Linked DNA regions of Mus musculus: regions 2, 3, 4, 5, 6 and 7 are each linked to region 1. A link is a loop called in an ENCODE intact Hi-C map of the cell type or tissue named here. Cell type or tissue: left cerebral cortex. All regions are shown on one strand. Links, peaks and the distances in the headings refer to the core of each region. The heading gives the core; the rest is flanking DNA. Region 1 overlaps Tanc2 (tetratricopeptide repeat, ankyrin repeat and coiled-coil containing 2). Region 2 holds the start of Tanc2 (tetratricopeptide repeat, ankyrin repeat and coiled-coil containing 2). Region 3 overlaps Tanc2 (tetratricopeptide repeat, ankyrin repeat and coiled-coil containing 2). Region 4 overlaps Mrc2 (mannose receptor, C type 2). Region 5 overlaps Tlk2 (tousled-like kinase 2 (Arabidopsis)). Region 6 overlaps Tlk2 (tousled-like kinase 2 (Arabidopsis)). Region 7 holds the start of LOC115487808 (a long non-coding RNA gene).

Region 1 (4,464 bases), core at 286-4,285:
AAAAAAGGCTCTAGGAGCCAAACAGTGCTTAACAAAAGACACTGCTGTTAACAGAAGCACTTTATTGTAGTCAATTGAGTGGTGAATGTATATTGCTGCTGCAGGCTTGTAGCCTCCGGAGAGTAATAAAATGGAACTGACATGGGTAGTTACTTGGGGTGGAACTTCCTTTTGGTTTAGAACACATCTTGACTTGTCTTTTTTTCTAACTTAATGTCTTGGTCACATGTTCAGAGATGACTCCTTATTCATCTATCTCTAGGGGAGTTAAGGTAGCAAGTCACATGCCGTTAGAACTGTACAGAAAGTCTTAAGTAGGTTGCTACAATAGAAAGCTACTTATAGGACAAACTCACCTCTGCAGCGAGGAGTAGTTCACGCTGTAGGAGAGTGCATACATGTGTCATCTCAGCAGCTCTCCTTACAATAACCAGCCTCTGTTTGCCTGCACTCGCAGATTGTTGATCTTTTACTGACCCATGGAGCTGATGTCAACATGGCAGACAAGCAGGGTCGTACTCCCCTGATGATGGCTGCTTCTGAAGGCCATCTAGGAACCGTGGACTTCCTACTAGCACAAGGTAAGCCCTGAAAGACGGTGAACAGAGCCTGTAAGAATCCACTTAACTCCAGGCTCGTTAAGAATGATAGTACTAATTGGGTTAACTAGAAAATGCAAAGCTGGGCTGGAGAGATGGCTCAGAGGTTAAGAGTACTGACTACTCTTCCAGAGGTCCTGAGTTCAAATCCCAGCAAACACATGGTGGCTCACAACCATCTGTGATGGGATCCGATGCCCTTTTCTGGTGTGTCTGGAGACAGCGACAATGTACTCACATACAATAAATCTTTTTTATAAAAAGAAAAAAAAAGAAAACGCAAAACCAGATGCTCCTGCTCTCTTTTTTATTTTTCTCCTCCAGTTTTTTTCTTTAAGATTTATTTATTTTATTTATGAGTACACTGTCGTCATCAGACACACCAAAAGAGGACACCAGATTCCATTACAGATGGTTGTGAGTCACCATGTGGGTGCTGGGAATTGAACTCAGGACCTCTGGAAGAGCAGTCAATGCTCTTGACCGCTGAGTGGTCTCTCCAGCCCCTCTCCTCCAGTTTTTTAAACTAAAACTCCAGGCTGGCCTTGAACTCACATTTGTTTCTTGCCTCAATCACCTAAGTATACCTGGTGTTCTCTTGCATGCTCTGTGTGTGTGTGTGTGTGTGTGTGTGTGTGTGATGCATGTGTGTGTGTTATATGTACATTTGAATGGGCATATGTTTTATCACTATGTAGACCAGGCTGACCTCAAACTTGAGGTGACCCTTCTATCTTAGCTTCTAGAGAGCAAAGTTTACATGTATACCTTACCACCCCAGCCTGCCCACTTACACACTGGGGAGTTCTAACTCTGACACTCTCTTTTTCTTTATAGCCTGAGGGATTATTATGAAATCAATACATTCTGAACTCTTTATTTCAAGTCCAGACTTCAATGTTTTTTTGATGTATACCCAGTAAATATCCATCTATTTTAGAGGCTGATTTGCTGTTGCTGCTGCTACTGTTGATGGGGGTGGGAGTAGGGTTGGGGGTGGTATGGTGTCTTACTATGTAGGCTGGCCTGGAACTCTCTCTATAGACCAGGCTGGCTGCAAACTCACACAGATCCACCTGCCTCTGCCTCCTAAGTGTTGGGATCAAAGGTGTGCACCAACATACCAAGTAAAGCTGCATATCAGTTTGTCAGCCTGCACAGCTAACATGTTTTTTCTCTAACCCAAAGGAGGTAAAGGGAAGTTAAGACACTTGCTAGCAATGAGACCCTCTTTAGAGAATTAGGATATTGCTATTAAGCTATCATAATAAATTCCCTGTGGTGCTTTCCAACATACTCACACCCTTGGTAAGTGGGAAACTGCATTTTCTCTACAGGTGCACATGGTAAATTATTTCAGCCTCTTGCTGATTGCCCTAAGCTCAGCCACCTATGCAATAGTGGCATCATAGACTGCCATAGAGAAAAGGCTCGTCACTAGTAGCACTGCAGCACCACCTAGTGGAGTCTTGGATTTGGATCAAGAAGTAGGTAGAAAGGCGATTGAAACTATGACATCATTCCAGTTAGCCTTCGCTGTTAATAAACCAACCTTAAATATATATAATTATCTATACACAGATGCACTTTCCTTTAAGGGATCCAGCCTTCTGAAGAACTGTGCCCAGACCTGAACAGCCAAAGTTGAATAGGAAGACTGGCTTCTCTTAAGAGACTTGCTGTGTCTTTAGCTCTATCTTTTCAAGAAAGATTTGTTTCCACAACCTGAGACTCAAAGGTGGCTAGAATCAAAAATTGTGCTTGCAGGGTACAGTGTAGCTCTTGCTTCCATGGTACAAGTTGCCAAACAAGTCTGACTTCATAGGGAACAGACCTAGGTTCTTAAGACGTGGCACAAAGCCACAAACTGTGTCCAATAGAAGAGGCAGGGCCTCTTCAGCACTGATGACCTTAGATGACTACTGTGTTTGCTGCATGACAGCAGACATTCATTAGGCATAGATGACAGAGGTTTGTTCTTCCTTACCCATGGTCTTTGAACCTTTTGTATTTTCTATTTAGGTTTTCTTAGTTTTGTTTTGTTTTTCACTTAAGTGAGTTTTCACTAAGTAAGTTTACATTATTTGTAGAATATTGTAGAATAGGAACTCTCAAGCAATTTTATTTTTTTTTAAGTAATCTATAATTTAGAGGCTGGTAGTACAGTTTAGCTGGCTGAGTGCTTGCCTAGCATAGCAAATTGATTCAAAAAAATTGAGTCAAAATTCAAAAGGCTCCAAGTTCAGTCCCAGTACCACAAAAACTGAACTGGCACACACTTATAACCACAGCATTCAACAGATGGAGATGTGACTCAGACAGGCCTTGAACTCACTGTGTAGCCCAAGCTACCCTCAAACTCCTGCTTACTCCTGCCTATTTTCGGGATTACTGATATATGTCACCATGGCCAGCCAGAGCCAATCTTAAAATGAAAAAAAAAAAAAAATCTAGAAGTAAAAGCTATTCTTCAATAGTATGTATACCTTAAATATCAGCATTCCTTTCGGCTACAAACTTTAGTGTCCTCAGTCCTGTTAAAACAGAACTCTCACTCTTTTTTTCAGGTGCCTCCATTGCCCTGATGGACAAAGAAGGACTAACAGCCCTTAGCTGGGCTTGTCTGAAGGGCCATCTCTCAGTAGTACGCTCTCTGGTGGATAACGGGGCTGCTACAGACCATGCAGACAAGAATGGCCGTACCCCACTGGACCTAGCAGCTTTCTACGGTGATGCTGAGGTGGTAAGTACCTTTAAACAGGCCTCAGGAGAGAAAGGATAGGGGTGCTATCCACCAAGAATGCTATCTAGGATCAAATGCGAAATACTGTTTTGATAGTTCTAACTTAGACTCTTCAGAGGACGAGAATATACAAAACATTATTCAAAAGCAAGAATATCACTGTGACTTGAAATCAGAGAGAGAGAGAGATACTGGTTCAGACAAGCAGTTTGAAAGGGGCAAGCTGTATCCATTGTACCTGTTAAGTGTTCTGCTTGTTCCTTTCCTAGGTCCAGTTCCTGGTAGATCATGGGGCCATGATTGAGCATGTTGACTACAGTGGAATGCGTCCTTTGGATAGGGCAGTGGGTTGCCGGAACACGTCTGTTGTAGTAACTCTACTGAAAAAAGGAGCCAAAATAGGTAAGAGAAAGAGAGATGATATTGACCATCTGTGCCCAGGGGCCAGTGGTCTGGCTTTCCTGGGTTTTTTGGAGTGAATGTATCTAGTTCTCCCTCTGCCCTGGTCCAATTACTGCCCAAGTGAACAAAAGGCTACTGGCCCAGAGAGAGTACATCTGAGCCATAGTCATGAAACCCTGTATCCAGAGTCACATGACTCTCTGCCCTGCCCTTTGTAGCTTGAGCCAGGAGGCTGCGCTGAGCTTATGCACATCTTCGCGCTGCCTGTGCACTGGCCCCACCCTTTGAGCATCCTGGTTCCCTGCAGCACCATAAGCCTTTGCTTTCCTTTGCTCTCCGTGCTTCACTCTCCAGCCCCTGCCGCTGCTCTCCCAGCTGCTCCCCCACCCACACACTGTAGACAGGGTTGCTGATGTGCTGGCTTTTGCTGCCTGCCTCTCACTGCTGCTTTTCCTTCTTTTTTTGTTTTTTTTTTTTCTTTTTTTTTTTTTTCACCTTCATCCATTTTTTTTTCCTTTCCTACAACTTTTTGTTTTCTCCTTTCTTTGAAGGTTGTCAGACGTTACCGAGTCGCCCACGAGGTATATTTCACCGCTGTCAGCATCAGGCGTGGTCTGATGGCTTGGTCAGCTTTGCCTTCTCCTCTTTGATTTAGCCTGCATGAGTTCCCTACACCTCTAATCTTTTAATTTACTTCACCTTAAAAGAAGATTTTTTAAT
Region 2 (4,464 bases), core at 328-4,327, 320 kb before region 1:
CCCTGAGGAAACCAGAAATGCCTACACGTCCTGCAGCGCCAGGGCCCCCTCTGTCAGCGCGGAGCCGGGGTTCACCACCACCAGCTCTCGCAACGCCTCCCCGCCCCCAGGCCGTGGAGGGGCGGGGGGCGGGGGCGCGCGCGCTCCACCACGCACGCGCCCCCACGCACGCGCTCTCCCTCCGCGCTCGCGCTCCTCCCCAACCCGGCCCGGAGGGGGCGGGGCTGCGGGCGGCCTCCGAGGGTGCGACGCCCCCGGCGCGGCGGCGGCGCTAGAGAGCGGCCTGCCGGGCGCGGGTTGCTGGGCGCGCGCTGCTCCGGCGGGGCCCGCTGGCCACAGCCGCCTCGCGCCAGCCGCCCGCCCGCCCAGCGCGGCCAGCTGCGAGCGCCGCTAGCGCGGGGCCCCAGGCGGCAGGCGCCGCGCTCCCTCCGCCGCCCCGCGCGCCTCCTCGGGCGGCCCCGCCCCCGTTCCCATCCCCCTCGCGCTCACCTCCCGGCTGTGCCGCGCGCGAGGCGGAGCGAGGCGCCCGCCGCCGCCGCGGTGCTGAGGGGCGAGCCTGTCCCCCCCGCGCCGCCGCTGACAGGAGGACCGCAGCGGGCTGCCAGCGCTCGCCGGCCGCGAGGCCCCGCCGAGCCCGACTGAGGTGCGGATCCTCCGTGGGGCGTCCGCGGGCGGCGCGGTCCTCACCGGAGACCACTGGCACGCGGGCTTGACCCCGAGGTGCGCCGCGCCCCTTAGAACGGCAGGTAAGGGCTGGGCGAGCAGGGAAGAAGGGTCGGTGAGGGTGAGGTGACAGGGGCGTTCGCTTGCGACGCCTCAGCTGCGGGGGCTGGGGCGAGCAGGGAGACTGGGAAACGGACAGTGAAGTGCCTCCGGTGTCGAAGGCGTGGGGAAGGCAGGCTGCCTCCGAATGAATGTGGGACCGAGGGCGGCTTCGGAGGGCTCCGGGGTCTACCACTTGGTTGTCACCGAGGTTGGTCTTGGTATTTGGTACCTGGAGGGTCTTTGGATGACGGGGACCGGGATGAGATGCGAGGCAGATTGCTAAACGTGGCAAGGAATGTGGTGCAGAACGAGTTGCAAAATGTGTCCCTGAATGCAGCATAAAAGTAGTTGTGAAATGTGCCAGGTAAAGGCACAGGATGGGCTGGCCTCTGTGGCGTAGAAATGCATGGTAGAAGTGTTATTAGGAACATGAATAATTCCTTTGGGGAAGGAGGTGTACTATAATAAAAGACTAATGGGGCTTTTGCTACATATTCTGTCGTAGGAGATCGAGAGGAGCTGCGATTTTTGACATGGGGAAAGTACCCACGTGAAAGCAAAAAAAAAAAAAAAAAAAAAAGATTGTCTGATTGTGAGATGGGAAAGGAAAAAAATGGGGCTAAAATGATTTCAGATTTTGTCATCAACATGTAGAGCATCCATGCAATTGTAGCCTGTCTCTCTATTCCAGGTGTGGAATGTTTAAAATGTTTCCCAGAAAACATAAACAATGGTCATTAGCATTAGGAAAAGATTGGATGTCTTTCACTCTCTCCTCTGCTCCTCTCAAGGAAAAAAGAAAAAAAAGAAAAACACAAACAACAAAAAAAGACAAACAAGCCAAGCACCCTGACTGTAATTGTGTGTTCAGGATCGTTAGGCAAAGGGAACGATTTTTCATGTGTCCCTGCCTTGGCTTTTTTACAGGTGAAAATAAGTGGAACAAGGAAAACAGAACAATATGGTGAACAAAAGGGATAAATTTTCAGGCATTTTGAAGGGTTGGAGCCAAAAGCTATGGCAGTGGCTAATTACAGAGCCTGGCAATAGTGGAATATTCTGGTATGTTTTAGCTCTTGAGATGGGATGGTGAGATAAGATAAAAACGCTATACAGTAAATTGGCATAAAATGCAGCAACATGGATACTGTCAATGTAGTTAGTGTTCCTTGTAGCATTTACCAGGTAAATTGTCTTCGGGATGTGAGGGAAAACCAGAAACAAATGAAACAACTGTTCCTTACCTCTCTTCCTCCTCCTTTCAACCCCATCTTTCTCTCTTAAGTGTGTGTGTGTGTCCACATGCTACAAAACGTTGTGACTTCCATCTAAGAACATCTGTGTTTTGAGAGGATTGTCAGAACATACTGTAATTTCAAAAGTAACAAAAGACAGCTAGATGAGCCATTAAAAATAACGTGTGTATACATTGAGTATCTGTGTAACTGAAACAAAAGCAGAAATATTTGATGTGTTCACCAGGGTGTATTTAATTATTGATGATATCTTGGTGTGTTATGTTGGAATTCTTATAAATTGAATTACCTGCGTGAATGTTGTTCTTATTATAGTAATTTGCCAGATAATCTGAAAATTCATAGTGATTGGCTTCGCCCTGGTTCCAGATTCATTCATTGAGGGATCATTTCCTTCAAAAACGAAATTGGATTTTCCTTGATTAATTTTGAACTTTAGTCTTTTCTGAAGATATTTAGCCTTTTCTGAAGAGGCTCTGTTGAGGCTAAAGAGAGAAGAGGGCCAGAAGAGAATAAAGAGCAGTTCTGTTGGGTCTTCCTGTTTTGTTCTGACTGTAAGCCATATGCACTGCCACCCCCTACTGTCTGTAGGAAGAGGTGTTGCAGAACCCTGTTCTTTCCTTGTTATCACTGCCCCCTTGTGTAAGGGAAGAAATTGATAGCTGCAACTTTTGGGAAACAGTCTTTTCAGATTGTTCTTTATCATTGGAGTGGCTATGTAGATCTATTAATCACTTGTTTACTTTAAAGTGCATAGCTAGGAACACATGTTAACCAGATCTTAGATTTGATGTCCCATTTAAATAGTATCTGATATTAGTTAATTCAGGTTGCTAAAAATGCTCAGGAACATGGGACTCTATTACTTTAGTAGTAGTAGGTTACATTTATACAGCATACACTTCCTGACAGTCTTGTACATTGTTTATACAGTTACAAAATTCTTTGAGGTATATATTGTTATTTCCATTTTACCCAGGAGAAATGGAAACAGATTAATTTGCCAAAGATTATGTAGCTGAGAATTGGAAATGCTGTTTTAATTTAGAAACTCTGGCTGGAAACTCTGGCTCCTAACTGTCCTTCATCACTATACTGGATTGTCCTCGAATTAGTACTGACAAGGCATACTGTACTTAAATGCACATGTCCACCATAAAGCAAATAAACTGTGTACACATGTGCAAAGAGTGCTTATAGTAAATACTTCTTTTTAGGAATTTGTTTTTAAATTCTTTTTATGTGATTATAAGCAGTAAGTAGTCTTATTCAGGACTTTTCATGTGATTAAAGACACATTTATAGTCATGTTTTCTTTGAGGAGGATCTTTAGAGGTCAAAAGTTATATTCAGGTAGTTTGATACACACACATATACCTCATGGTATTTTTTTAAAAAAGTATCAGTAAATTTTTATTGCTAACTTTATTTGGAAAATCAAGATGAAATTATTTCTCCTGCATACTTACATTTTATGTTCTCTATTTGTTTTAATGTGATTAGCAAAAATGGGTTGGATCTTTTGAATAATTAGCTTTTCCAAACAAATGTTTGCTCAGATTTTTCTTAGCACTTAACCATTGTTTTATAGATATTCCTTACATATGAAATATTTACAAAAACGAATAAAGCTCAAGGAACAGCAGTGAACTCTACATTCCTCATATAGCTTCGATTGTTTTAGAAAGTGGACTGTCACCTCTCATGATTGTGATAATTATTTATTTGCAAATTATTTCTACCAGTCTGTTCACAGAAATATTTTCTGGTTACCTTGTGACTCACATAGTTCATGTAGACAGTCTTTTACCTTAATATACATTTGTTGATATTATGGGTATTAAACATATTAATTATGAACAAACATTTTTAGGATGTAAAACTATATAATTTATTATACTGAAGAAATTGATTGAGATATAGGATCATACTTGCTCTGAATTTTTATTGATAATATTTTACTTGTAATTGGTTTGCATTTTTACTGTAAAAATTTACCACCAACACTGTTAAACCTTAATTGGTTATTTCCTTCTCCCATCATTGACTTTTTCTTCTTTGAAACAGGGTCCCCATGTGTAGCCCCAGTTGACAGTGACTTACCCATTCTGTTGTGCATCCATGGTGCTAGCATTAAAGCCATGTGCCACCTTGTCTGGCTGTTACTAATATTTTTTCCTCCAGTGGTGCTAGAGATAAGCCCACGGCCTGGTGTTTACTAACGTTAAGCTGCACTCCCAGCCCCTCACCATTGATTTTTACTTCTGTCATGCTCGCTCTCCTTGTTTGCTATAGTTGACTTTATCCCTTTAGCAGTTCCTAAATAATTAGGATTTTTTTGAATGAAGAAAAGAAGTAGACTCTAAACAGGAATATACTAATAACAGGAGTTTCAAAGGGGAAATACTGAAATGGTTGATACTTACTGGATATATACTAGAAT
Region 3 (4,464 bases), core at 250-4,249, 230 kb before region 1:
TGGTGCTGGAAACATTCAGGGTAGGTCTTCCCAGCTCAGTTGAAATTTTGTGGAAATACCCTCTTGGGCATACCAAAGGTGTGTTTCCATGGTGACTTTAAAGTTCAGTCACATTGACAATATAGATCAGCTATCAAGACCTCCAACTCGCAATCTACTATCACTGCCTGAGTATCAAGTCCTGAGGTTATAGGTATATACCAAAGTGTATGATAAAACAATTTACCTTAATGTTTCTGAACCCTTCAAAAAGAGTGTTATACTATTTAAAGATGTAAGGTTCTATAAATGTCATACAACATAGTCTTTTTGATTGGTAATGTTCAGTCTTGTCTTCTGTATCTTTGCTAATTTTCTGTCTGTTCTATTATTAAGAGAAGCATATTGACATCTGTCAGTCAGTGTGAATTTGTCCATTTCTTCTGTAAGTTCTGTTATGTTCTACCACCAGGGCTCTAGTCTCTTCTCGTCTCTTGGAGGCATATGCGTCCTTAGGTACAGCTACTTACGAAACAGGCTTGCCTCAAGGCAGGACTGGAAGAGAAAGATGAAAGGAGAAGCAGTAGATTTCACTCATTTTCTCAATCCAGCCTGCATGAATTAGTTCTTTCCTTCCACTGTGTGGGTCCCTGGAATTAGAACTCAGATTTTCAGATTTGATAGCAAGCTCCTTTATCCACTGAGCCATCTCAGTGGTTGCCCCTCTATGTTTAGTATGACATTTTCTTTTCTTCTTTGTATGAATAATACTCAAATACCCAATAATTAGTATACTACAGATATCAGCCAGCCAAAACAGTGCATGTCCATTTAGAACAAATAAGTAACAGCAGACACCACCATGCCGTGTGATAATCTGCTCTGTCTGACTGTGAATAGATTCAGTTTCATGTTTCTTCTTAATAGAGGACATGTGAGGTATCTGGTGTGTTGTGCCATTGTCATTTTGGCTTTAGAGTCTTTCCTGAATTGTACTAATCTGCTGCTGTAGTCTACTCTCTCATACATACCCATACCTCTGCTCCAGTTTAGGGGCAGAGATCTCCAATGTCTTCTGAACCACATACAAGTGGGAAGGAAGGTGAGAGATGAACCTGACTACTTGTGCTTCACTTACTCAGATTGCTGTCCATGGATGTTGCTGCTTACATTTCTTCCTTCTGTGCTTAAACCAAACTATTTACTGGGCTGCAGTTATACTGTTATCTTTATATACATGCTCTGACCTGGGCTGTAGTTTCCTCCATCTAATTGCATATATTTTCTGTTTTCTACTTTATTATTATTTTATGTGGTGTGGGTGTTTGCCTGCATGTATGTCTCTATACCACCTATATGCTAGTTTGTACAAAGCCTAGATGTCATTGGATTCCCTGGAACTGGAGTTAGACAGTTATGAGCTGCCATATGGGCACTAGAAATTGAATCACTATACCTAGGTTATATTATTCTCCACAAGAAAATACTTTGTCTTTGTATTACTCTGCAGCACTTTTTCTGTTGGTTTGTTTCTTTGTTTTGAGATAGATCTTCCTCTGTAGCCTGGCTGACCCAAAATTTGCCATGTGGTAGACCAGAGTGGCTTTGACTTGTTGTGAGGCTCCTGACTCTGCCTCTTGAGTGCAGGGATTTATAGATAAGCATCAAGTATGCCTCACTGTGTACTTTTGGTAGTATGTATTTAGAACCTTTCATTCTGATATTAAAATTATAAATTTGTTTATTATTGGTTATATTTGAAGGATCTGAACTTATAATTCCCCTTGAAACATTTTTATATGTAGTCCTATTGTATGTCTGAAATTCATTCTTGCTGATCTTTTCCACTGTAACACTTTTTTCATAAAACTAAATTTGAAATTTGCCTTTTGGCCAATAATTCTTTATGATCTTGGGGTGTTAGAGGTGACATTAGAATGTGTTTGGATATTACCATAGTTGAATTTCTAGTGTTATAATCTCATTAGCTAAAAAAGTACTTTTAACCAAACAATTGTTCCTCCATTCACCTAAAATATCAGCATTATTTTTTTATGTTTCTCTGAGTTCATAATGACATATTCAAGGATATATAGATACATACATAAATTAGTTTGAATACTTTAAAAAATGAGGTGCAGATTTGTTTTTCCTGTTTTCTCTTAAGCAGCATAGCATGGTTATCTCTACAGAATATCCTGAAATGGTTTCTTAATAATAATATGTGGTGAAAGTAACCAATACTCTTACCAATTACTCATGTATGTTTATATTTCCAAAGTTATTTATAATGACTTATAGTCTTTAAAGGTTATTGTAACATACAGTTCCAAGCATATTTTGTGTCAGAACATACCCGACTACTTAGCATTATGATAATTTGCCTAAATAGCAATAGAAGCCTTGTAGAAGTTAGTCCTTACTTGCCCATATTTTGAAAAAGAAGAATAAAAGCATGGCCACAAAGAAGGTTGAAAATCATATTGAATATACACAGTATTTTGATTTAAATTATTGTCTGAGTTCTTCTAGTAGATAATCTTAAAAGCCTGAAAGGTGGGTGGGGAAAAAAAAAACCTCTATAGTTCATAAAGCTCATATAATTCTTAATGGATGGCAAAGGATGAGGAACCTACTAGCAAAGCCTGAAGTGAAACTGTTACAGAATTAATACTTACTTTATTTCATTGTAGAAACAAGTTGGACTCAATGTTTTGTTCACTGTAAAAGATGAAAGAGTTGTTTCCCACAAGAGGGCAGAATAAGACAACTTAAAAACTTAACAGTATAAAATGTACATATGGTAGATAAATAAAGTATCAAAATTTGCTTAAAATACATAGAATTATTAGGAAGGGAAAGTAGTAGGAGCCAGAAAGGAAGAACAGAGAGGTAGCTCACAGATCATTTAATGAGTGATACCATGTATGGAACTTGATTGTGTAGCTGTTCTCCACTGCATCTGTGGAGCCCTGCCAGGCCGGACACTTTGCTATGGCTATCATCAATATAGTGTTGCTGCAACTCACAGTGCTGAGTATGTGTTTAAAGTCTTCCTCCCTTGGACAGAAGCAATGAGTGGGTAAAGAGATTGGTTGAGTCCTCAAATCAGGTTGTTTGGTATACTGTGTTGAGCACTTCCTTCTCTGAAGTCTGTTCTTTGGCAGGTATTTACATGGGGCATGGATTACTTTGGTAATTTGTGCTCTTTCAAAGACTTCTTTTTTTAATCTCTAAATTTCTTTGTCATCACTTCATTTATTTTTCCAAGTTGCATTAGTCCCTTATATCATTCAACACTGTCTACAAGTCAATATCTAACAATAATACCTTTGTCAATTTTCCTTAAAAAGTAAATGAGCAACCATGTACCTAGCTCAAGTTTCTGCCATTGGGAATGAATGTTTCCCTTCACAATGACCCTTCGTCTCTAATGTGGGTCTATTGTGCCATTACTATCTACAAGTCATGTGAAGTGAAAACTTAAGGGTGGATGGTGTTCTGCTGGGGCAAACATGTGAAGGAACATTTAGCTGAAGCAGACATAGGTGAAAGGATGTTCTACTAAAACACATGAAGATGTGTTTCTACTAAAACACATGATGTTCTACTAAGGTCACATGAAGAAAGATTCTTTGCTAACAACAAACATGTATTGGTCCACCTTACATTGCATAGTTGAGTTACACTTGTCAGGACTCGATAGAGAGAGAGAATGGCACCAAAAAACTTCTGGTGGTATGCTACAGTTTCTTGCCATTTCCACGGACTTGAGCGAATTGGCAAAGTGATGTCAGCTGAGACAGATGCTCTGCTGAGGCAAGACCTGTGGAGAACACATGATGTTTGGAGAGGGTATCTAAAAGACTCTATGGACAGTGACAGAGGCTGAGCTTGACTTGTTGGCACAGCTAGCTGTGCAGTGCTTGTGGGTCTCAAGTCTTTGCTGATTTTCGATTCACTAAGAGAGACACTGCCAAGAACTTCTCTTGGTGACCCTCTGGGTCCATCCTGCTGATTCAAGTTGAAGTTGAGGTCTGGCTCTCTGTTAGGTCTCTGTTAGGTAGTGCTACCACTGCTGATTCTTGTTTGTTATCCTGACTCTGTGGAACTAGACTGCTGAAGTGTTTGCCAGTGGATCGAGCTGCCACCACTAACCTATAACTGAACTGCCTATTTCCAGACAACATAGACTGGAGTTGCCCCAAAGAACCTTTCACCCCCTGCCCCACATTCTTTCTTTCCTCATACCTCTGGAGGATGGTGGGCTGAAAAGGAGGGTAAAGTGTTTAAGAACCATCATTAAAAATAAGGTTTTAAAATAACTTTAGTTACATGTCAGTTAAAATCATCATTAATGCCGGGCAGTGGTGGTGCACACCTTTAATCCCAGCACTTGGGAGGCAGAGGCAGGCGGATTTCTGAGTCCAGCCTGGTCTACAGAGTGAGTTCCAGAACAGCCAGGGCTATACAGAGAAACCCTGT
Region 4 (4,464 bases), core at 276-4,275, 580 kb before region 1:
CCCTGGTTTGGCTTGGCCCAAGGAGTGTCTCTAAGGCTGGCATTTCCCAGGCAGTGTAAACAACAGGGGCTACTGTGCTCCGGCTTCTGTAGCTGTGGGGTTGCTAAAGTAGAGATGTTCACAGAGAAAATATGGCGTGCCTGTGGAGACCTCCACAGAGAGGAAGACAGAGGGGACCCTGCAAGGACTCTTTCCCCTGTCACTTGTCTGGGGAAGCTCTCCTCCAGCCGCAAGGACCTAAACACAAGTCTGTGGCTTGGATTTGCCTCCTTGCCCTCATTCGGCACCCCAGATGTTTGCAGAAGACCCATTCTAAGTGAATGGCCAGTCTCACTGTGAAGGACATGTCATTTCCAAAGCAGGGGACACATTTCCACAGGACCCTTTCTTCCCTCAGGATCCTGGGACTTGAATAGCTACTAAGCTCTGTCCTGGGCTGCAGCACAGTCATAACGCATTGGCTAATGAAGGGTGACTGCTATCTCTTACACTGTGGAGCTCCCCTGTCCCCTTTCTCAGCCCACCTTGAGGAGTCTCTAGTCAGAGGCATGTCTGGAACACCCCTCAGTTGACCGGGATGGAGCTGGTCTCAGAATGCTAATCTGGGGCAGTGCATAGCATAGGCTCACATCCTCACTCCTTCCTAGTCAGAAATCCTGCCCGAGCCTGATTTTGTGGGTGGCTTGATGAAATTGTGTTTTCTTCTGCCAAGACCCAAGTGAGGACTTGTTCGCTTCAGTTGCCCTCAAACTCCAGTCCCTAGCAGATTAAAACCCCAAGGCACCTCTGTGGGTGCAGGGGAGGGACTTCAGAAGCAAGAAGAGGTGTGGAGAGGGAAGGAGCTAGTGGGCGGCTCTAGAAAGGGGATGTGTCCAGATTTTATGGGCCCTGCAATGTTCCTGGCTGCTCTCCCCACCTCTGGTCAGACTGGGCCTCACTATCAGCCAAGACTCCTTTCCCTTGTTTCTTTTATCCAAGACTGCAGAGGTCAACACAGAGGGGGTGCCCTGTGGACCTGTTTGATGGAGGCTTTAAATGAATAAATGAATGAATAAAGCATAGTGTCCTTGCGCTAAGTTTGATTGTCGTAGCAGAAAACCCTATTTACTGTAGATACTGACTTAAGAGGCTGGTGCGTCCCACCACTTGCTCATCTCTCCCTGAGAGACTCAGTCAGAGATGGTCTGGCTATATCTGCTATTCCTGGGTTTTAAATATCCTAAGGCTATTGTCATGAAGAAGGCAGATGTGACAGATGAGACAGGTTAGGGATGGCGGGCGTGACACACATTAGATTCTGTCTGAGCACTTACACGTGCCTCTCCACAGACCGGTGGACCAATGTCAAGGTGGAATGTGACCCCAGCTGGCAGCCCTTCCAGGGCCACTGCTACCGCCTGCAGGCCGAGAAGCGCAGCTGGCAGGAGTCCAAGAGGGCGTGTCTGCGGGGTGGGGGTGACCTCCTTAGCATCCACAGCATGGCTGAGCTGGAGTTCATCACCAAACAGATCAAGCAAGGTGAGGGGCTGCTTGTCCTTAGTACTGGGTGGAGGCGAGGGTCTGTATGCCTGATCCCTTCCTACTTAGGAAGCACAAAGAATTTTCTTTCCTTCATTGCCGGCCTGGGGCTGACCTCAAGGTCTTCTCCCTTTCCTTTCTCTCCTGCCCTCCTGTACTCCAGAGGTGGAGGAGCTATGGATTGGCCTCAATGATTTGAAACTGCAGATGAATTTTGAGTGGTCCGACGGGAGCCTCGTGAGCTTCACCCACTGGCACCCCTTTGAGCCCAACAACTTTCGTGACAGCCTGGAGGACTGTGTCACCATCTGGGGGCCGGTGAGACTTTCCTTTCTCATAATAGCACCAAAGCACCCCCTCCACCCACATGCTCCCAGTGCCTCGTCCCCCCCCCCCCCACTGAAAAATAACTGTCTATTATCAGCCCTGGTGTACCCCAGGCCCCTCCTTTCCACAGGATCGCCTGGCAGGGTTAGAGCCCCACCTTCACCCCCACAGCTAAGTCACCTGCAGGACTGGGAGAGCTAATTTTCCAGAAGCCTTAGGCAAGCATGGCGGGCCCATTTTTGGTCTCTTGCCAGCTGTCCCCTCCTACCAGCAGATGGCACCAGAACCCATGCAATGGCGTAGCTGGGCGAGCAAGGCCACTGGGTTCCAGCCCTTGCCCTCCAGGACCTTTCTCAGTTCAGGGTTCTGTCTTCTCAAGAAATCATGGATGATTGTTGCTTTGCCGTGCCTTGACTCAGATCCGGGGCAGGGGGCGGGGGGCAGGGGGGGGGAAGCGGGAGTGGAAACTGAGGCAGAGTTTTGACAGAGAAGAGCCCCGAGGCCTGGGCAGAGTCTCCTGCTTTCACATGAGGTCCCAGGGCCTAAGCAGCAGATCTGTTTGCACAAAGGGATTCTATATAAAAATTTAAATGATTCGGTGAGCGTCTTGTATGTGCCAGGAGTCTCCTGATTAATGAGATGAACAGATGCTGTGCTGTCAGGGTGGGGCGTAAAGGCAGACTCCATGCTGACTGGGAGGCCCCAGGGCCCAATTCCTCGTCACCATCTGAGATTCAGGTCTGGGCACACCAGCCTTTTCTCTCCCAGGTTCTTCAGTAGTCTCAGGGAATAAGACCTATGGGCTTAGTTTGCACAGTTCAGTTACCTAAGATTATCCACAGTCCAAAGTAACCAGATAGAGAATTTCACGCCTGGTACCTGCGAAGGTCAGAAGATGGCACCAGATCCACCCAGAGCTGGAGTTAGAGATGTTGTGAGCCATCTTGTAGGTGCTAGGAATTGAACCTGGGTCCTCCGGAAGAGCAGCTAGTATTCCCAACTGCTGAGCCATCTCTCCCGCGGCCTCTGAACGATTTGTTTTTCCTCTAACTGCGAAGCCTATTGAACCAACTCTGCTCTCTCCATTCAACAGCCTGGGACATAGAAAATGAGGCTGCTTGCTAGGAATCACACAGCAAGTTCAGGTTCAGGTCTAGAAAATGGACTGGAAAACTTGGGTGGAGTGAGAGATTTGGGGTGAGTCTTCTTGATCCTGTGTCGTAGGAAGGACGCTGGAACGACAGTCCCTGTAACCAGTCCTTGCCATCCATTTGCAAGAAGGCAGGCCGGCTGAGCCAGGGCGCTGCGGAGGAGGACCACGGCTGCCGGAAGGTGAGGGTGTTTTTGAAACTGTCCAAGGTGGAGTCAGCCCCAGGGGCTCCCTGGGTGGGTGGGGAGAGACGGAGGAAACCCTGCAGCCTTGCCCAGCATCCTCTTGGTTTCCCAAGAGGGAAGGTTGCCCCTTCCTGAGGGTATGTCTTTGGGGGACAGAGAGTGGAGTGGGGCCTTGGGGGAGTAGAGGGCCCCCCACCCCAGCTCCAGGTCTCTTTCCACAGTTGAGTTTGAGAAAGCCAAATTGTCAAGCCTGGTCTAGTCACTGTAGGAGTAGGCGGGGCAGTGGGCTGGCTCTGTGCACCCCAGTCCTCTCTCTTCAGTGCACCAGTCTGATGGCAGAGTGTGTTTGGCCGTCTTCTCTGGAGGAGAGAGGCCACACAGTGGGGAAAACTTTCTCCCTCCTCATCCTTTAGCCCACTGGGCTCCAGCATTGTTTTGGGTAAATAAGGGGGGCTGTGAGTTGTGAAGGAGGGTGAGTATGTGACAGGCCTTCTCCACCCTACTTGGCATGGCCCAGCCAGTGAGTGGTCTATGGGGGAGGCTACTCATAACGCTCACGTTGTGGTCCTCTGTGCAGCCACTCCTTTCTGCAGATCCTTCCCCGTTTTCCTTTGGATTAAACTCCAACAAAGGCCCACCCCTAACTGAGCTCTCCCCAAGAGGCAGGGTCACACTTGCTGCAGGAGAGGGAGGAAGGCTGGCAGGGCTCCAGCCGAGGAGTCTGGGGGTCTGTGAGCTCGGGGCTTATCTCTGTCCTGGCGTGAGTACAGTGAAGAGGCAATTGGAAGCCAGCCTGGGATGTGTGTGTGTGTGGATAGTGTGTCCAGGGGGAAACACTGAGAGAGCCAGGGGTCTCTGCCTAGGCCCTGCTTGGCATCTGAGGGCCTCCCAGATGGCATGACAGCCACTTCTCTGTTCCTGGTGCTAACTCTAGAGCTGTCTCTGCACCTAAGGTGGTCATTTCTCTGGTTGATGCCCTGGCCTCCCTCCCACACTCCCTCCCTCCCCAGGAGCATCCCACCAGACTCCACTCTGCAGAGTCCCGAGGTCCACCCAGCCCTCTCTTTGTCCTCCATCTGTCCGTAGCTTCTCAGCTCTGGTGTCCAAGTTGGATGCTATTTTTTCCTAATGTTGATTCTTTTTCTTTCTTTCTTTTTTTTTTTTTTTTCGGTCTTTTTGAGACAGGGTTTCTCTGTGTATTCCTGGCTGTCCTGGAATTCACTTTGTAGACCAGGCTGGCCTCGAACTCAGAAATCCACCTGCCTCTGCCCCCCAAGTGCTGGG
Region 5 (4,464 bases), core at 206-4,205, 640 kb before region 1:
TTAGCATGGTGCTTATCCAGATATATGTTTGTTGTATTTAGGTGTCATTAGTTCCTCCCTTCTTATAACCAGGTCTATTTATCACACTCTGGTTAGTCTTATGTACAGTATCTAGCCAGCTCACCGTGTTCCCGAGAGTGTAGCAGTCAGTCCTTAGGAACTGGTTCCAGTTGCTGCTGACGTGCCACTAGCAGGCCCAATCTAGAGGCTGATACACACATCATCATCCTGTTATCCTAAAGCAGGATGGTTAATGTGACAAAAGGAAAGACAACCTAGTGACGCAGGTTGTTGGAATACAGGTTTCTGGGCAATAGGATTTTAGAACTGGGAGGGATCTTAGGGTTCAGGCTTTTCAAATATCAAAAAAATAAAATTATTAATGTAAGATCTTTGGTCCTCTTGATAATCCTGTGTATAGCAATAAGGTCAGTAAGCTGCAGAGCCTTTGGTTTATTCAGGGTTTAGGGACATTTCAGTGTTTGAAAACTTTTTTAGTTGCAGTTAGGCCTGAGTCAGGAGAACATAAGATACCTTAGGTCTTGCCCGTCGATGTTACATCACTCTCCTAAGGCTGTCTAAGAGTTTGGTCTATCCACCCAGAAGCTTTCTCAGACAAGCAGCCCTTGTGTAGACGTATATCCAAGAAAAAGAGTCTGACTCATTTCAGCATCTCAGATAAGAATGGGCATTTCAGATAGGCTCTCAGAGCATTACCATGCATTTTAGGTGTCATAAAAACTATAGTTTATTGTTCAGTCCTGAGATTCTGCAAGTGTGTGTTTGTAGTCAGTTGCAGTGTGGCTTGAAGTTCAGCTTATAGCTGTTTACTACTTCCTTTCCTTCTACTGCATTGGGGGGCATCTCTGGTAAGCTGTCAGTGGGCGCTCATCTGGGTTCAACCAGTGAGTAAGCACATAGCTCTAGTTTCCCTGGTGACCTGACTTCGAATAGCACCACCTTCTTCCTCTGACCCTCTGGCTTTAGGGTGCTAACAGTTTCCTGCTGTAACTAGTCACAAGGGTGCCTTACTGGACAGTTTGTCTTCTTAGATCTTCAGCTTGTAAATCAAAGCCTCTGTCTTCAATATTCAAGTGTTTTTTATTTCTTGGTTAAGTCCTGACTGATAAACCATAACCTAAAAAGATTTTTTAAAAAAGTATATATCTCTCAGGAATATTTTTTTAAAAAGTATATATCTCTCAGGAATATTCAAGTAGCTCAAGGAAACATACATCAATTTTAATACTTGGGGAGATAGATGCATTAGTTGTAGTGCCAACAATAACGTGCAATTTTAAATGGGGGATATGAGCGATATATTGGCATGAATATAAGTAAAAGAATCCGTACCATATGGAACACATTTGTGTAGTCTTCTGCCAGACATAGTATACAACTAGTTCTTGAGACCTGAGCAGAACTTAGACTCTTCCTTAGTGTATACACTTATATTGGACACGTGCAAGGATAATTGTGTGATTGATCACTGTGTAATAATGGACATGTGCTATGGGTATGCAGAGGAGACCCTGCTATAAGAGGGTGACTAGACACACATTACAGTTCTTGTCAGTGTTCTTAGAAGAAATGCGCCATAATGAACTTTGGCACAGTTGATGCCACTATGGAGATTGCAGAAGCTCATCTCCCAGAGAGCAAGTGTCTCGCCCTCTGAGCCTTTGGCAGCTGATAGAAAGGAATAGAAGAAGTTTTAGGAACAAAGGAAGGAATGGAAGCTCTGAGACCTGAGCTCTGCTGAGAGTGGTTTAGGTGGTTTGATCTGCTTTTTACTCCACTGTTAAATGCTGGTTTATGCCTTCAGGTTTTGTACAGTATTAGAATACTGTGAAGGGAATGACCTGGACTTCTACCTAAAACAGCACAAATTAATGTCGGAGAAAGAAGCCCGATCCATTATTATGCAGATTGTGAATGCTTTAAAGTACTTAAATGAAATAAAACCTCCCATCATACACTATGACCTCAAACCAGGTATGGCTAACTTTCAGGAGATATTATTAAATGACTTTTAAGTTTATTAAGTCAAAGAATTTGACAGGAGCCAAGAAGACCCAACAGTCTATCACTGTAGATGCCTGGGTAACGTGGGAAGAAGAGTCCTGGGCCGCTTGGTGCTGGGAAAGGGGGGATGGGTGGGGAAATAGTACCTTGTGTGCTGAACCAGGAAAATTAATGATGACATTTAGAAACAGCTGTTCTGGCAAGTTCTATTTTGGCTTTTTCCCATTACTCACAGAATGGAGCAGTTTGTCTCAGGTCTCCCTGATAAAGTATACATATGCCTTGCCTCATTTTCTTAAGGACCCAAGCAGTTTTTATCTTTTTAAATTATCATTTAACTTAGTAGGCATCAGGAAAAGGCAAGGAGCCTTTATCCCTTACTTTATATTTCTGTTAGCTCGCTTTTTGTCTGTTTAAATGTGTGTGCCTGTCTCCTTTTATGTGGAGCTATTGGCTGTGACCTTTAAGTTTAGCCACTCACCATTCTATTTCTAGAAAAGTCACTACACTTTTCCTGCTATAGGTGGCGCTGTGGCACCATTTTTGATTCCCAAGAATGTTTTCTTTATAATTCCCCTACCCCCACCTTCCTGAAATTGCTGTTCTAAGCTTGGTAGCATAGAGAGCACACTGAAAGTTCATGTGAAATTTTCCCACATATTTTCCTCCCCTCCCCTCCCCTCCCCTCCCCTCCCCTCCCCTCCCCTCCCTCCCTCCACCCTCCCTCCCATCCCCTCCCCCCCCCCTCTCTCTCTCTTTCTTTCTTTCTTTCTTTCTTTCTTTCTTTCTTTCTTTCTTTCTTTCTTTCTTTCTTTCTTTCTTTCTTTTTTCCTCCTCTTCCCCCGCCTCTTCCTCTTCCCTCTTTCTTCTTCTTCCTCCTCTTCCTCCTCATCTTCTTCCTTCTTCTTCTTCCTCTTCCTCTTCTCCCTCCTCTCCCTCTTCTCCCTCTTCCTCTCCTCCTCCTCCTCCTCCTCCTCCTCCTCTTCCTCCTCCTCCTCTTCTTCTTCTTCTTCTTCTTCTTAAAAAATCAACTGTACAAGTAATATTTTACTTTGGCAGGTCATTTTTGTTTCCAGTGCCCAGCGTGGATTTTGGCACATTAAACAGGCAATTCTAAGAAAATAGAAATTTCCAGTGGACACTGAGGATTCTCCCAAAGTTAGAATTAGACTGTTTTATTCCAAAGATTTAGAATTCACTTGTTCCCTTCTTGTGTGTCTTTTCTCTTAATAAAGAAGTCTCATTTTATTCATAAAGGTCTTTATCTTTTTAGGTAATATCCTTTTAGTAAATGGTACAGCATGTGGAGAGATAAAAATTACAGATTTTGGTCTTTCCAAGATCATGGATGATGATAGCTACAATTCAGTGGATGGCATGGAGCTGACGTCACAAGGAGCTGGTACTTATTGGTAGGTATCAGGGAGGAAGTCTGCCAAATCGGCTGGTGGGGAGGTGGCTCTGTTATACTGACTCCTTAGTGATTAACAATTAATCCTGATGTAGTCTGCTAAGACAGAAGTAGAGTTTTTAGTACTTTGATTTTCTATATCAATTTTTCTTCTATTTTCTTTCTGTTCTTGAAAACCCTTGAGAGAGTGCTTGTATAGTCTGTCCCCTGGAGATCTGTGTTTATTACACAGTGCTGACTGTACAAGCCAGCAGAGAACAGGGTTGTTTAGTTGCCTTAAAAAAATAGCCCTGAATTCTTAACAGTTCAAGTAGAAGCCTCTCCTTGTGTTAATAGGATGAGGGATTTGTTTCTAGGATGATGAATTGTTAAGTCAAGAATTAAGGATAGGCCTAAAACAAAACAACAAATCTATAGATTCCCTCATATTCCTGTTTGTTAGCATGTCCTAAAGGGTTTGAGACTCCTTTCTACTGAGCCCTGTGTCATCCTTCTCCCAGTCACCTGACCCCACCTAGCTCTGCCTCACAGTTCTGTGAGCACTCCTGCCTGCTATTGGCTTTTCACTAGTACTTTCTACAGTGAGAGTCACAAAGCATACCTGTGCCTGGGCATGTGATTTTGTGATTGTGACCTTGTGATTTTTATCCCCTTCTGAGGTTGTTACACAAAGCCACATTCTGCCCTAAATGGTTCTTAACCTAAAAAAGCCTCATAGCACAGGAGCGGTAAGTAGCATGCTGCTATATCCCAGGCTGAGAAAGCCCCGGGCTTAGAATTCTTTGTAGTAATGAGGGGCTCTAGTGGAAGCAGATGAAGGGGCGTGCCATTCAGAACATGCGGAATGAGCCCTGCTCTCCTAACTGAGCTTCTGATTGCTAGGTGGACAGTGAGCTGCGTTTCTGTTTCTCTGTACGCTTGGGGAAGTGGTGCCTATAGTCAAGAGTAAGTTTCTAAGTTAAAACCTTGAAATTCTATGTTTAAAATAGAGGTTACATTTATAGTGTTTACTTGACTTGGGAGATAGT
Region 6 (4,464 bases), core at 329-4,328, 650 kb before region 1:
TTTTTAATTTTTTTTTAAATTTTTTTTGGTGATTGATATATGTATACAATTTACCTCTTTAACAACTTCTACTACTTCTATTACTACAACTACTTCTTTTCCTCCTCCTCCTCCTCCTCCTCCTCCTCCACCTCCTTCTTCTTTTTGGTTTTTCAAGACAGGGTTTCTCTGTGTAGCCCTGACTGTCCTGGAACTCACTCTGTAGACCAGGCTGGCCTCGAACTCAGAAATCCACCTGCCTCTGCCTCCCAAGTCCTGGGATTAAAGGCATGCACCACCATGCCTGGCCCTTTTTAACTTCTTTCCCCCTGTTTTTATGATGTTTTCACACTGTAGCCCAGACTGGCTCTAAATTGACAGAGTGATTCAGGCTGGCCCCAATTGTTGGCAGTTCTCCTGCGCATGACACGACCTTTGTTTTTTAAACAGCCCCATTTTACACATAACTTTTCTAGAGAAGCAATGGGAAGACTCGTGGAGCACTGGCCACCTCTGTTCTCTGTAGGCGTGCTGTACACTTGTGCCTGTGTGCACAGATGAGCAGCTCTGATTGACCAGTGCTGGGCTGCTGCTCTTCAGGAAAGCCCATTCCTGTGTGCTACTGCTGGAATTAAGACTTTGCTTTCATTGAGTTCATAGTTGTGACACCAAATGTAAAGCTGAGTGGTTTTGTTTTGTGTCAGTTCTTATTTTAGCGAACACAGCACACTGAATTATGGGATACTTTGTGAATGGTCACACCAATGATCATATCCAGCTGAGCTGTTTCCTGTAGGAAGCAGTCAGTCAGTCCGTGTCCCAGCTGGGCTGTTTCCTGTAGGAAGCAGTCAGTCAGTCCGTGTCCCAGCTGGGCTGTTTCCTGTAGGAAGCAGTCAGTCAGTCCGTGTCCCAGCTGGGCTGTTTCCTGTAGGAAGCAGTCAGTCAGTCCGTGTCCCAGCTGGGCTGTTTCCTGTAGGAAGCAGTCAGTCAGTCCGTGTCCCAGCTGGGCTGTTTCCTGTAGGAAGCAGTCAGTCAGTCCGTGTCCCAGCTGGGCTGTTTCCTGTAGGAAGCAGTCAGTCAGTCCGTGTCCCAGCTGGGCTGTTTCCTGTAGGAAGCAGTCAGTCAGTCCGTGTCCCAGCTGGGCTGTTTCCTGTAGGAAGCAGTCAGTCAGTCTGTGTCCCAGCTGGGCTGTTTCCTGTAGGAAGCAGTCAGTCAGTCCGTGTCCCAGGGTTTCAAAAGGAAACAGACAGTGTTGGTGCTTATGAATCTTCTAGGCTAGCTGAGGGGTGAGAGACAACCTAAGGAAGACAGGTCCTAGATCAGGAGGGATGAAGTCCAGAGTAAGTGAGCATTATTGGGAGCAAGCCTGAGAACATCTGCTTGTGGTGTTTGCTTGAGTTTGTCCTTTAAATCCCATGGTGCCAGTGTGTCTGGAGACTTCTAAATTATCTAATCACAATTTTCAAGAAGACGGTTGCAACACTGGAGCAAGTACATGATCTGTCATTTGCTGCTACTTTCATTTAATAATGTGTTTTGGATGTTGTGTTGGTTGATTTGTTAAATAGAAGCTTCAAGAGAGTTCCCTGTAAATTTTGTTAGTATTTATGTAGAATATAATTTATTCCTTTTTTTTTTAATAGGCATTTGATCTAACGGAGCAAAGATATGTAGCTGTGAAAATTCACCAGTTAAATAAAAACTGGAGAGATGAGAAAAAGGAGAATTACCACAAGTAAGTGTTGCTGAAGTGTCTGATGTTTCCACAGACATTAATGATAGCTGGGGTGTGTGTTTTTTGTTTTTGTTTTTTTATTATTGTTGTTTTGGGTTTTTTTAAGATTTATATATTTATTTTATGTATATAAGTACACTGTAGCTGTACAGATGGTTGTAAGCCATCGTGTGGTTGCTGGGAATTGAACTCAGGACCTCTGCTCTCTCTGTCTCTGCTCACTCCAGCTCAGAGATTGATTGATTGATTGATTTATTATATGTGAGTGCACTGCTGCTGTCTTCAGACAGACCAGAAGAGGGCATTAGATCCCATTACAGATGTTTGTGAGCCACCATGTGGATGCTGGGATTTGAATTCAGGACCTCTGAAAGAGCAGTCAGTGCTCTTAACCCCTGAGCCATCTCTCCAGCCTGGGTGTTTGCATTTTGAAAGTGCTTTGGATGAATTATTGACAGTTTTCTTTAATCTTCCTTACTGTCCCAGCAAAGAGAATATACTCCATGTCTTACCAATGATAAAACTGTTACTTACAGAACTTGAGACTATTAGAAGCTGAGTTTAAACACAGCCATCCACTTCGGAGCCTGTGCTTCTGACTCCTGTTGTTTCTAGAGACAGTAAACTAGGTCCTAGAAACTATTGTTTGTCTGTAGAAACTCAGTGATAATTCCCTTAGTCAACTGGGAAGGAGACAGTGGGTCTGGAAGAATGGAGTCTTAGTGTGCCTTCCTGTGGCCCGTCCACTTTCATATTTCAAATTTCTGTGATTGTAGTGCTCTGCTTCCTGTGGTTGCCTGTCTTGAGAATGCCAGTAAAATGGCATCCCTTTTCTTTTCTGTCCTTGGGATTGCGGGGCTAAAGGGTGGTTTCTTTGGAATGAATAGTTATTACATATGCAGCCGTGGATTTCTTTGTTCCACTAATGCCAGGTTTTGTCATATTCCCTCCTGAGCTTCTAAATACTGACGTTCATGGCTCATTTGTTTTGGAATCTCCAGACTTAATTTGCTAATACGTTCCCCACTGAGCAATTTTGTCTCCTTGTGATAGATAGGAATATTGAGTGAGGCAGGTTCTGTCCCTGAAAGGAGAAGACGAGCCCCTTTTGATAATAACAAATGCTTTGAGTTACAGAAATAGCCTTGGCCTTGGTGTTTTGCTTTTTGTTTAGATGTTTGTTTTTGTTTTTTTCTCATAAGACTTTGAAGGAGAAAAAATTAGTAGGTATTGAAGAAGCCTTTTAGTTAACTTCCTAAGTCTTAAGAGGAAGGTTAGATATTTCCTCAACAGTCTTGCTTTAAACCTACTGTGCTCCAGGGAACTGGAAGTCTTTCTGTTCCACACTAACAGAACTCAGCATGAGAGAAGTAGGCTTTAGACAGAGGTAGGACAAGGGATGATAAATGCCTTGTGTAAAACTCCCTGTGTGCACATGCTCACATGACAAGCAGCTGCAGTCCAGATGTTTCTGAGAAGCCAGATACATTATTAAAAGTCCATTCCAGTCACCTGACGTCAGGAATATATGGCATGCAGCAGTGAATGCCAAAAACACTTTTGAGAAGGAAACCACATATTCTGACCAATTATAAATGAAAATTGTGTTGTATTGAGACTTACAAGAATAGTTAATGGTATTGATCTAGGATATGCATCTCTCTACAAATACCTGTCATTAGCTACTGTAAAACAGTGTTTCTAGGGACCAGGTCAACCTTGAAAACACTTTCTCTGCTGGGACCTGTACATATTTTGCAAAGTCATAGACTCAGATCTAGCTTCTTGTTGACCTTAAGAGAACTGTGACACTGCATACCAGAGGAACTGCAGGAAGTTAGGCCCTGGTTCCTTCTCGATACTCTTGGCAAGCAGGTTGAGCCTCCGTGATTATAGATTGAGGTGTTCTGTTTTAGTTTTAGTTTTACATTCTTTGAGACAGCGTCTCATGGTGTAGACTAAGCTGGCCTTAAACTTACAGCAATTCTTCTGCCTCTGTCTCCTCTTAATGGTAGGATTTTAGATATGTGCTACCATGCCCAGCCAAGTGGTTGTCTTTCTCTCATTTCTACTGGAATTAGATCAAGTGAAGTGGCTGGAGAGATGGGTCAGTGGTTCAGAGCACTGTCTATTTCAGAGATCCTGAGTTCAGTTCCCTGCACCATATTCGTCTGTTACTCAATTTCCAGAGCACCTGACACTTTGTTCTAGCCTCCTCAGATACACATGCACACAGGCACACACAGACACACACACACACACAGCACTACCTTGATATCTCCCCCCCCCCACATACATACACATAGACTTTTGTTCATACATATAAATGAAAATAAATCAGGAAGAAAGGGAATGACTGATAGACACTGCCTCCTTTGTCTAAACTTTGGTCTTCTAACTAGAATTGTGTGTCTATTATACCTTCTCACTGTTTCCTCTTGGGGGAAGGGGAGGATCGTGGCACCTGAGATTGTCAGCCATTTCTCAGTTGACATATTGGGAAAGGGGTGTTCTTATGACCTCCAGTCTTGCCTGGGAAGAAATCTTTAACACTTCCACATTTGATTTTAACTAAGTGATAGGAAATCCTGCTATGAGCTTTATGCTATAAATAATGATAAGTTGAAGTTGGGGCTGGAAAGATGGCCCATTAGTTAAGACACTGGTTGTTCTTGCAAAGGACCTGAGTGTATTTTCTAGCCCCCACATGGTGCTTAAACCATTTGTCACTCCAGTTCACTAAGTAAATC
Region 7 (4,464 bases), core at 354-4,353, 550 kb before region 1:
CAGAGGGGGACACAGAAAGGGCTTCTGGGTGGAGAGGTCTCTGCCGCACTCCACGACCAGCTCCCTTGCTAGATGACCCGGCCTGGGTAAATGTTGCTTGCATTACCATCTCCCGACTCGGAACCTAGAAAGCAAGACCATCTCTCAGGCTGCAGGGCCACAGCAGCTGGGCGCGGCACCACTGCCACTCTTTGTCCCACTCTGGCCTGGAACAGTGTGGGGGAACAGATACTTTAATCTGGGGCTGGGGACTGACTGCACTAGGGCTCCAGCTGGGCCAGGGGCAGCTGGACTGCAGGCTGCTCTAGGAATCTATTTCAGATGCCGGTCTGGTGATAAAGTTTGCAGGCTGAATAGAATAGGTAGAATAGCTGAATAGGTAGAGCCCTTGTCTTCTTCCAGACTGATGTTTCCAAGTTAACCCTGCTGCACAGTGGTGACAAAGAGCAGGGCAGGGTGGCACTGGGAGTGGCAGAAGGGTCCGAGCACAACAGATGGGACAGGAGAAGGGTTCTCCTTATTCTCAGAGAAACTCTTGTTCTCGTTGCTCCTTTTTGTCTTGGTTTGAGGGGACGTTTGCAGACTATGTAGAAACACTTTATCACAGTAGAATAAATAGTGTGTGGGGGAACCAGAGCAAATGACACCTGGCTGTTCACACCCAGACCCTCTCAGCTCTGTTTCTGGTCTCAAGGAGGCCCCGGCCACTCCAGCTTTCTCAGCCTCTCGCCCACAGAGTACTTCCCTTGAAAGCTGGGAGCATCCTGGAGTTGGCCCTCTTGCTTGCCTGGGTTCACCCCACACCTGCATGCGTATCAGCAGGTCGTGAGCCCTCTTCCTGGCCTTAGTTTTGGCTCTGGTGACGGTCATCTGGGCCAGCTGGGAAGCAGCTGTCAGAGAAGCTGTGTCAGGAGCCCTGTCACAGGTTGGCTCACACATCTAAGGATCTGCCTGAGACGCCCTCTCCTCAGTGTTACTGATGGGGGGGGGGTCTTTTGTTCAGGGAGTGGTGTACAGTAAGAAGGCTGACTTGGCACCACAGGGCCACAGACAGCTTGGCACCCTTTGTGCCACCCTCTGTGCCCTGACAGTTTGTCCTTTACCTCTGTGTTTACCTGGACTGAACTGGGATGGCAGGTCACAGCTGTGACTTGGTGCTGGCAGGCCATATTAACCAAATGCTGCCAAGCAGGTGAGTCATGACAAGCTGGAGGGACCAAAGAGGAAGAATGTGGCCCAGGGGAAAGGCTGGCCTCTCCTGGTTCTACTTCTGGTACCTGACTTTTGTCTTGATAGTGGCTTTGGCACAAAGACAAGGTAAGGGCTGCCAGTGGTCAGTCACTGAGGTCCGTGTGTTAGTCCCTCTTGTCCTGGGCTCCGTCCGTACAGCCTGGATTGGCTCTCCCCTCCCTATCAGTATCTGGGAAGTGTAGGCTGGGGGCAGATAGAAGGAACTTGGCCTGTATTTCCAGGAAAGAGCCTGCTGCCCTACTGCCTGTGAATAGTTGATCCTGGAGCTGGGCCAGTTCCAACTGAGACAGCAAATGAGTGGTAGACAGTCAGAGGGACCATCTGCATGGGAGCGACAGAGAAGGAAATGAATACCCTTCTTTCCTTCTCTGTGGAGACTTTTTTTTTTTGTAGTGGTGGTGGTGGAGGTGGTGGTGGTGGTGGTGGTGATGGTGGTGGTGGTGGTGGTTGGTGGTGGTTGAGACAAATGCTTCACTATACAATGCAGCCTGGAATGGAACTCCCCACAGTCTGCTTAGGCCACCACGCTGCCAGCCTAGATTCCTTTCTAAACATTCCCTGGGGATGCTCTTACACTCTCCCAGAGAGAGCAGCCTCCTGTGACAGCAGGTTTAGAAGCCAAGGTTGCCTGTTGCTTTGACCTTGAGTCTGGGGGAGCCCCCGCGGGCTCCCGGATACAGCGGTCGCACGGAGCACTAGGGGGCGCCCCTGCCCAGCCGAACGCTCTCGGACGCGCCCGTCGCCGCAGGTTCCGAACCGGGTAGCGCTGCGGGCATCTTGGAGGCGGGGCGGGGCCCAGGAGACAGGACCCTCTGAAGGTCTCCCAGTTGGGGACCAAGCCCTGCTGCCTGTCACGTCTCTGTAGGATCATGAGGCTCTCGCCGAAGCCACGCTGAGAACCCGTGCGCGGACGCCTGGCCGAGGTGCGGTCCCTGGGAGGTGGTGTGTGCAGGCAGACACACAATGGTCTTTTAGACACCTTACCGCCGCTTTCCTGGGCTGAACCCAGGCGGCAAGGCCGAGTTCTGAGCACCCAGGCGGCAGCCCTGAGATCTCGCTCAGTTGGTCTGGACCTCACATCACGTAGGGATTGGGGTTCCAAGAGCTCCTTTTGTAATGAAGAAGGGCCTTCCCCATCTCTGAACACCGGGAGCCTGGCACCCTAGGACTGCGTGTCCTGAATAGCAAACTGGTTTTCCTAGGATGCAGTCTTGGCCCCACCCTGGGGAGCTCTGGACTGGTGCAGTGTCTCTTCTGGTCAGGTATTTATTTGTGTGTGGGGGGGGGGTGTAGGGGAGGGGTCCACAAAGCATCCCTGCAATGGGCTGCATCAACCCTGCCTGTGGGCTGTGCATGAAAGACACATTCCAGAGCCCCACCCCACCGCTGGAGTGGAGTCTGTGGGAGGGCCCAGGAATCTGTGTTTCGGGTAAGTTCTCGAGATTGTGGATGCCAGCGTGGGAATCACTCTCCTAAAGCTCTCAGGGCTGGGCAGGCTTTTGTAAATTGTCTCCTTGAAGAACCCAGAGAGACCCAGTTGTCACATCCCTCCAATTCCCTGCGACACTTATTCTCTCTGTGGATAGAGTCTTCCTTAAAGCTTGCCTCTGAGCCCTCTGCTTTAATTAGGCTCATCTTCTCCAGGGGGAATTTCTATGGAATAAGAAACCAGTCTGAAGGAGGCTGGAGACCTGTTGGCTTTGTTCAACCTCTGAATCCAACAGACCCACTTGATGTGCTTAATGTCATCAAAATCCAATCAAAACGCTTGCTTGTCAAAGGAGCGCTCTCTTTGGTAATGGCTAACCAGCCTGCTTTTAGGATCTGGGAAGGAAAATCCCAGGCAGGATCCTGGCAGGAAAAACAACAAAACAAAACAAAAAAACCCAACCAACCCTCCATCACGGGCTGGATGCCAGAGGACCTAACAAGGAAAGCACTCTCTTCCGCCTAGTTGACCCTTTCCCTTGGTTTCAGGATGAATTAAAAAATCTTATCTGCTCCACATCCAGCCGTCTTGATTGATTTCCAGCTAAGCCTAACGTTTCCCGAGCTTGGTGGGGTTATGTTGCCTCTGGGTGGTGGTCATAACTTCCTTCCAGGGTAATAGATTCAACACAGGAGCAGAAAAGAGGCAACCTAGCAGGCACCCTTACTGGGGGCAGGACAGGATGCACCCCCAAACCTACTTTCATTTTCTTCCGGTCTGGGTTGTGGGTAATTTCTTGACAACTGTGAGAGAGAAGACAGTGAGACATGAATTGTTTTTACAATGCAGCTGTGAACAGATGTGTACCTCCCTGGCCTCGGAATGTCCTAGAACTCCTGTGACTCGCCAAGGTGCTGGGGATCAGGGCTGCTTTTCTGCACCGATGGAGATCAGCTTGTCCCAAGGACAGTGCAGTGATAACCCGGGTCACCTTTGCTGCTTCGGGCTTCTATATTTGGCAGTGTGAACAGACTCGCTTCCTTTCAGCAATTGATCTGAATAGCAGAATCCCTTTCTGATGGTCCAGGCACAATTTACAGGCTGCGGGGAGGGAGGCTGTGCTAATTGGCCACTTGCCTCGCCACTGGCTTTTAAACAATCGCTTGTATTCTCTGCTCGGCAGGAAGCTGCCGACCCATCCAGGCCCTGGGCTCTCTTTGTTCTGACTTTATGGCATTTTATGCCACAATAAGAAATGCTGTGGACTCCATGGGAGCCATTGTGCCAGGCTGCAAGGATGTGGGCCCTGTCACAGAGGGCTTGGTGCTATTTCCCTGGGAAGAACAGGGACTTTGTGACAGGCTAAAGACAAAACAGGGGGTGCTGGACAATGTCACTGGACAATGTCACCGGTCAACTCCCTGGCCTGGGTGGAGGCACTTCTTGTCCACAGGCTCTTTTCTGTGGCCAGGGGAGGGGGGGGGCAGGGGAAGGATGGGATTTCGTCTAGAATAGCGGGTCTTGGTAACCTGTGGATTATGCATCAGGTGTACTCTACTAACCTCTGATGCCAATGCTCTGGGCGGCCCAGGCAACCTCACTCTGCCCTGAGATTCTGTGGCAGGTGCTCATAGATAGACAGACAGACATCTGACCAGCCCTCCCATGTCACTAGGTATCCCTGTCCTGATGAGCAGAGACCCTTTTCTAACCGTGGGTCAAACCTGAGCTTTCCACGTTTGAGAAGATTTGAGTCCTTGAGACAAGAGTTTGTGTTGTAGAAA

Evidence for each region. Peaks named below come from ENCODE experiments on the same cell type or tissue, not always from the same donor. Only the 100,000 strongest peaks of a DNase experiment are listed, where the experiment ranks them.
Region 2: a loop joins it to region 1, with 4 times the contacts of the local background. A loop is called at or near these places in 16 of 42 quality-filtered maps.
Region 3: it touches region 1 in a loop (3-fold over the local background); 12 of 42 quality-filtered maps call a loop at or near these places.
Region 4: a loop joins it to region 1, with 4 times the contacts of the local background. A loop is called at or near these places in 35 of 42 quality-filtered maps.
Region 5: a loop joins it to region 1, with 3 times the contacts of the local background. A loop is called at or near these places in 13 of 42 quality-filtered maps.
Region 6: it touches region 1 in a loop (2.7-fold over the local background); 5 of 42 quality-filtered maps call a loop at or near these places.
Region 7: a loop joins it to region 1, with 4 times the contacts of the local background. A loop is called at or near these places in 15 of 42 quality-filtered maps.

The regions. Positions count from the first base shown.
Region 1 is chr11:105,909,746-105,914,209 of GRCm38, forward strand. Tanc2 (tetratricopeptide repeat, ankyrin repeat and coiled-coil containing 2) reads left to right here. Exons shown (of 26, transcript NM_181071.3): 20 at 458-581; 21 at 3,167-3,342; 22 at 3,612-3,744. Among named protein-coding and RNA genes, the nearest start is that of Cyb561, 33 kb to the right of the region's middle. In left cerebral cortex, for the core only: a CTCF peak has its summit at 2,061 (motif pointing left); DNase peaks (open chromatin) are centred at 2,048 and 4,086; H3K27ac peaks cover 635 bases.
Region 2 is chr11:105,589,504-105,593,967 of GRCm38, forward strand. It overlaps Tanc2 (tetratricopeptide repeat, ankyrin repeat and coiled-coil containing 2), which reads left to right and starts at 483. Exons shown (of 26, transcript NM_181071.3): 1 at 483-746. In left cerebral cortex, for the core only: a CTCF peak has its summit at 2,625 (motif pointing left); DNase peaks (open chromatin) are centred at 540, 976, 1,863 and 2,592; H3K4me3 peaks cover 2,740 bases; H3K27ac peaks cover 2,003 bases.
Region 3 is chr11:105,682,221-105,686,684 of GRCm38, forward strand. All of the region lies in intron 3 of Tanc2 (tetratricopeptide repeat, ankyrin repeat and coiled-coil containing 2), which reads left to right. Among named protein-coding and RNA genes, the nearest start is that of Tanc2, 94 kb to the left of the region's middle. In left cerebral cortex, for the core only: CTCF peaks have their summits at 443 and 2,730 (motif pointing right); no DNase peak of the experiment used is centred there.
Region 4 is chr11:105,330,555-105,335,018 of GRCm38, forward strand. Mrc2 (mannose receptor, C type 2) reads left to right here. Exons shown (of 30, transcript NM_008626.3): 7 at 1,330-1,518; 8 at 1,682-1,836; 9 at 3,070-3,177. Among named protein-coding and RNA genes, the nearest start is that of Mrc2, 40 kb to the left of the region's middle. In left cerebral cortex, for the core only: a CTCF peak has its summit at 2,107 (motif pointing right); DNase peaks (open chromatin) are centred at 1,445, 1,829 and 2,102.
Region 5 is chr11:105,267,801-105,272,264 of GRCm38, forward strand. It overlaps Tlk2 (tousled-like kinase 2 (Arabidopsis)), which reads left to right. Exons shown (of 22, transcript NM_001112705.2): 18 at 1,826-1,995; 19 at 3,299-3,437. Among named protein-coding and RNA genes, the nearest start is that of Mrc2, 23 kb to the right of the region's middle. In left cerebral cortex, for the core only: a CTCF peak has its summit at 2,537; a DNase peak (open chromatin) is centred at 2,550.
Region 6 is chr11:105,258,639-105,263,102 of GRCm38, forward strand. It overlaps Tlk2 (tousled-like kinase 2 (Arabidopsis)), which reads left to right. Exons shown (of 22, transcript NM_001112705.2): 16 at 1,623-1,714. Among named protein-coding and RNA genes, the nearest start is that of Mrc2, 32 kb to the right of the region's middle. In left cerebral cortex, for the core only: a CTCF peak has its summit at 2,017 (motif pointing right); no DNase peak of the experiment used is centred there.
Region 7 is chr11:105,361,076-105,365,539 of GRCm38, forward strand. Marchf10 (membrane associated ring-CH-type finger 10) reads right to left here. Exons shown (of 12, transcript NM_172568.2): 11 at 3,441-3,483; 12 at 1-124. The coding sequence ends at 69. LOC115487808 (a long non-coding RNA gene) reads left to right here and starts at 1,770. Exons shown (of 2, transcript XR_003949780.1): 1 at 1,770-2,174. In left cerebral cortex, for the core only: a CTCF peak has its summit at 1,941 (motif pointing right); DNase peaks (open chromatin) are centred at 1,526, 2,117, 2,673, 3,031 and 1 more place; H3K4me3 peaks cover 2,172 bases; H3K27ac peaks cover 2,458 bases.